2 separate regions of the Homo sapiens genome follow, and region 1 is linked to region 2. A link is a loop called in an ENCODE intact Hi-C map of the cell type or tissue named here. Cell type or tissue: mammary epithelial cell. All regions are shown on one strand. Region 1 overlaps AFF1 (ALF transcription elongation factor 1). Region 2 overlaps AFF1 (ALF transcription elongation factor 1).

Region 1 (2,500 bases), 60 kb after region 2:
CATCACTAGACTAAGATAATTATCCATTTTCTCATCACTCATACAGGAAAACTAAAACAAGGAGGATAAGAATCCATGTTCCACAGTTTTGGGAACAGCCGTCTAAAAAGAAAAAAGTTAATTAGACTAACCTTGTTAGTATTTTGTTTTCCGTATGAATGAATGAATGAATGCCTGAATCATACATTTAAAGACTTGTAGGAAAACATCTCTATGTTTGGATAGAGGGTCAAAAAAAGCAAAGTTTATTCTACTTTACCTAATTCCTTTCAAAAGTTTGAGAAATCAATCACATTTTTTTAAGGACATTTCATGATGACATTACCTTACTGAAAAGATAGGTCTTTTGCATGTCTGGATTCTCATGTCTTGGGTCTGCTCAAAGTGAGGAATAATCATACAGATAAAGAAATGCTTGAATTGACGGAGAGAACATTAACAGTTACAGGGATCAAGCAGGTGATATCAAGGGCCTAGTTAGGTCTGGGACAAGACAGCACATGCACCCTGCCTAACAGGATTGCGCTGTAAGACTGTATGTTGCCAATTCTTCCCATTTTTAACACAAAAAATAAAATCCAGATTTCAATGTGAAGGTACTAATTTTTAGATGTTGGCAACTAAATTAATATAACAGTCTCTGACGCTCTGTGGGCAGCCACGCCCCAGTGTTGGTTTTAATGCTTCCTTCTCTCACAAGTGGGAGAACAAGGGAGTAAGAGATTGAGAGATGCATTCATTTTTAAGAGAAGAATCTCCTGTTGTGCTAAACATGGCCCAGTTTAAGGTACTATGGATATCTTCAGTTTCCATACAGAGATTCTGAATAGGTCCTCAGCCTGGAGGGGCCATGGAATGAGGCAGCCTCTTCCCTTTACTGCTGTGGTCTCCTCTCTGCTGCACAAGCTCCTGCCAAAGCCATGGGCATACTTTAGCGGATGGGCATACTCAGCCTGACAGATCACTAGAAACACGAACCAAGTAAGCAAAACAAACCACAGTGTAGTTATTTTACATGACTTGAATGAAATAAATCTGAACTACAGGTGAGTCATAACATAATAAAAGACTCAATTAGGTTCAGAACAACAGACCAGTGTTTTCCCTTGTCTTAGCAACTAGTTCACTAGAATCCTGAGCGAATATAAGGGAGATAAAAGACCTCGGTACCGGTTTTATCCTTTAGTGCAAGACCATTAATCTACTAGAAAATTAAGCCCAGGTTGCCAGTCAGGCAATTTCAGGGTCAATAATTCCGTTTTTTTGTTGTTGTTTTTTTGTGTTTTTTTTTTTTTTTTTTTTTTTTTTTTTTTTGAGACAGAGTCTCACTCTCGCCAGGCTGGAGTGCAGTGGCGTGATCTCGGCTCACTGCAACCTCCGCCTCCCAGGTTCAAGCAATTCTCCTGTCTCAGCCTCCCCAGAAGCCGGGAGTACAGGCGCCTGCCACCATACCTGGCTAATTTTTGTATTTTTAGTAGAGATGGGGTTTCACCTTGTTGGTTAGGCTGGTCTCGAACTCCTGACCTCAGGTGATCCACCCGCCTCAGCCTCCCAAAATGCTGGGATTACAGGCGTCAGCCACCGTGCCTGGCCCAATAATTCTTAAGTTACTAGGATACCAGTTAATGATACCGTTGTGGTCTAGAAGAGTGTATGCCCTACCCATTTGGATGACTCATTCCCAAAAAAGTGATTCCTTCAATAGCAAAATATTTAAAATTGCAAATCCTTTTCTAGATTAACAGCAGTTTTATTATATGCATTACTTTTAAGAAGTATATATACACACACACATGCTAAAGGAAATCCAGTGTCTTATTTAATACAAAAGAAAGCACCTATATATGAGACAGATGCATAAAACTTCCAACTTTTATAGCACATAAAACAATCTGATTAATCTCCAGGCTCAATTCTGAAAAGTACAGTAATTATGAGGCTGGAACTCAACTAAAAATTCCTAATGAATGGATTAGGCTGTTTATTTTTAATGTAGGAATGCCAAAAATTACTTAATACTTAGGTAGAAAATGGTGAAATGATTTCTCAAAAACATTATTGAACACTGCACCCATTTCCCAGTCAAGTGTCCTGAATAGGAAATTCAGTCCAGTACTTCACCCCTCTGTTAAGCCAAGCATTTAAGAGATTATCTTTCAGACTCCAGACCAGAGTGAGCTGGGTAAGAAATCCTCAAGCTGAGCACAGCGTAGCAAAGTTCCCATTTGGCTCCAGTTCTCACCTGTGCTAAACACAAAGGACAAACAAGCATATGAGACACAATTGACTTCTGCCCTCAAAATGTTTACCACCTGGAGAAAAAGCAGCAGGATGATACCAAGGGAGAAGTGCTGAAACTCGGGCCTGGGCAGCGGGGTGCACAGCAGAAAGTCATCTATAAGGGTCTGGGGGCTGCAGTGGAACAAGGCAGTACCAGCAGCAGGGCCAGAACTCAAGGCTGCAGAGACAGGTAAGAGGCAAGAAGACAAATGGACACATC
Region 2 (2,500 bases):
CTGTAGTGAGTTTTAGATGAAAGGCAGTATAGCCGGCCCAAGAAACATTACAAGACAGAAACTTTGTCTTTGAAAAGTCAAAATTTGCTAAAATATCCAGATCGATACTAAATTGAACATTAGGTACTAAAGTATACTTTTTTAAATGAAAGGTATTTCCAGGCAGTTAATGACACATTAAGGCCCCCAAGGCAAAACTAAGCATTAACAAGGCTACTTCTTAAAGAAAACACCAAAGTCTAGCAGTGAAATGAGAGCTGATTTTTGTTCATATAGTTTCATTTTGCTTAGGACATGCTGGTTGTGACTATAAGCCAATCTGGCAGACCTTATAGACCACACATGAAGATACAAGTCAGGGCAAATCAATCCTCACAGACTGGTTATAGCTCTGGCTGTGCCAATCGGTGACTCAAGTAGACAGCCAACAAGAGAGAATGCAGTGAGCACTAACTTCAGCGCCAGCATCTAACAACTGCATTGGCACTTACTGGAATAATATGCTTTATATTGATATTTAGCAACCTAGAAGCAGATAATATTCTATAAGCTGGTAGAAAGGAAGCCATCAAACTAAATAAAGCAAAAGTCCCCTTCTGCTGATTTTGCTTAACTGTTGAGATCAAGCCAGCGGGCATGAAGTTAGTGGTTTTTTGTACACTATGCACTTAGAACTTTGTCATCTTCTGTCTGGAACAGCCACAGAGGCTTCCCCAGAGTAGGCACTCGGTATTTGTCAGTTGGCACAGAAATTCAGCTTAACAGCTCAGGGACACAGCTGAGGGCACTGGATGCAGGACTGCATTACAACTTTAAGTGGATGGATGTAGGAAAGGGTCATTAACATGGGAGCCATGCAATATTGGGTGAGCAGAAATGCAGACCAAAATTCCAAGAACAAGACCTGCCGTAAAACAGGAGGCATGCTGTTCTTTAGATTTTTCTGGGTCAAGAAGCCATTCAGATGAGGTGATACTCTCTCTTCAGGAGGAAAAAGGAGTCCCTTTGCCCTGTGGTTTATCCCCAGGTCATCCCCACTTCAGGGAATCTGGCTTAAGGTCTGGGTTTCAGAAATTCTTTTTCTACTAGGTTAGTTGTCTCAAGGATGGTGCCTCACCTTCCACAAAGGGAGGCTGCCGGCTGACGAATTGGTCCTCACAGACTTGTTTGCTTTTCTTAACCTGTTGGGTCAGGCAGCCCTGATCATCTCTGCCAGATGCTGCTCCACCCACAGTGGAGCACAGGGCAAGAGTGAAGGCCATAAAAGGAAGACATGGGCTTGCAAGGGGCCAAGTCAGTTTCCGTCAGGGAAAGCCTCTCGGCAGGCTGCGCTGCCGTGCAGCCAGCTCACCAAGCAGACACTTGTAGGAAGCAGGGAAAAGGTGGCTTTTTCCAGAACTGACACTTATTTGGTGCCATAGAGATTCTAGCAGATGGAAAGATGTAGTGAACCAGGAGTTTGGCTGTGAAGGAAGATGGGAGCATCTGCAGGAGTAGCTAAAGTGGAGTAGGAATGTGTGTGGGCACTGAGTGGCAGTGGTGGGGGCCGTGGAGGAACCAAGCCGGGGCTGACGCGGTAACCACCTTATTCACCGGCAGCGCCAGAGCCAGTACGCCGACCTTGTGCGCCTCTTGAGAATCCTCCCAACAGACACTTGTACGGAGAAAACACATGTGAAAAAGAGGAAAGCTCACGGGACTGGGAGGAGGCAGCATGCCTGAGCTGCAGATCTATTTTTACTCAGCAGTCAAGCCATGTTAGTGCCTTTTTGGATCTCATCTATAAAAGGTGGCAGCTGATCAAGGGACCACTAAGGTTCTTTCCGCACCTAAATTCTAAGGCTCTATTATCCTCTTCCAAAAGGAAGCAAATGAGCTTGGTAGCACATGCAACACAGAAAACTGGAGAAGCAGTCTTTGGGGAAATTCAGGGACTTCCCTGTGATTCGCCTCGGAAGGAGATTCAATATGAAAAAGACACAAGGGACACCAATTCAAGTTTGTACCAAGATCAGGCCCAGGGACTTGCTGTGCAGACAGGTTATGTTCACTGGGGTGAGTGCTACAGAAAAGGGAAATTCATCCACTTGTTTTTCTCTTTGGTGAGGGAACGCATGATTCAGAACAGCCTAAGCTATCACATGCATATGGTTGTGGTGCTCTCCTCAGGGTAACTAACAGGCACGAAGAAATTTAGATGTAAGTGGCCTTAGTCAATCAGAAGGGATGAGCTTTCATTTTGAACGATAACTAGGGGTGCTGATCTGGAGCAATAACCCAAGAAAAGACAGTCAGATCTTGGATGGAAGGGAAGGACTGAACCAATCACTCCCTGCAATAAAACTGCATTTTCCTACTACACATCATAACTTCCCTTCCTCACTCTTCAAAACGCATAAATGATAGCACTGGAATGTCTTTCCCAAAAAAGTTGAAGTGTCTTGGTCAGCAAAGCGATTATTTAGAAAAAGTAAAAAAGATTTGAATGAATGCACCTCCT

Evidence for each region. Hi-C counts contacts between places; a loop is a spot of excess contacts. Peaks named below come from ENCODE experiments on the same cell type or tissue, not always from the same donor. Only the 100,000 strongest peaks of a DNase experiment are listed, where the experiment ranks them.
Region 1: a loop joins it to region 2, with 5 times the contacts of the local background. A loop is called at or near these places in 4 of 110 quality-filtered maps.

The regions. Positions count from the first base shown.
Region 1 is chr4:87,059,650-87,062,149 of GRCh38, reverse strand. All of the region lies in intron 4 of AFF1 (ALF transcription elongation factor 1), which reads right to left. Among named protein-coding and RNA genes, the nearest start is that of AFF1, 130 kb to the right of the region's middle. In mammary epithelial cell, no CTCF peak of the experiment used is centred here; a DNase peak (open chromatin) is centred at 1,059; H3K27ac peaks cover 2,035 bases.
Region 2 is chr4:87,119,738-87,122,237 of GRCh38, reverse strand. The region is part of intron 12 of AFF1 (ALF transcription elongation factor 1); the gene reads right to left. Among named protein-coding and RNA genes, the nearest start is that of KLHL8, 100 kb to the left of the region's middle. RefSeq lists an enhancer at 1,532-2,107. In mammary epithelial cell, a CTCF peak has its summit at 1,325; DNase peaks (open chromatin) are centred at 377 and 1,217; H3K4me3 peaks cover 1,897 bases; H3K27ac peaks cover 2,500 bases.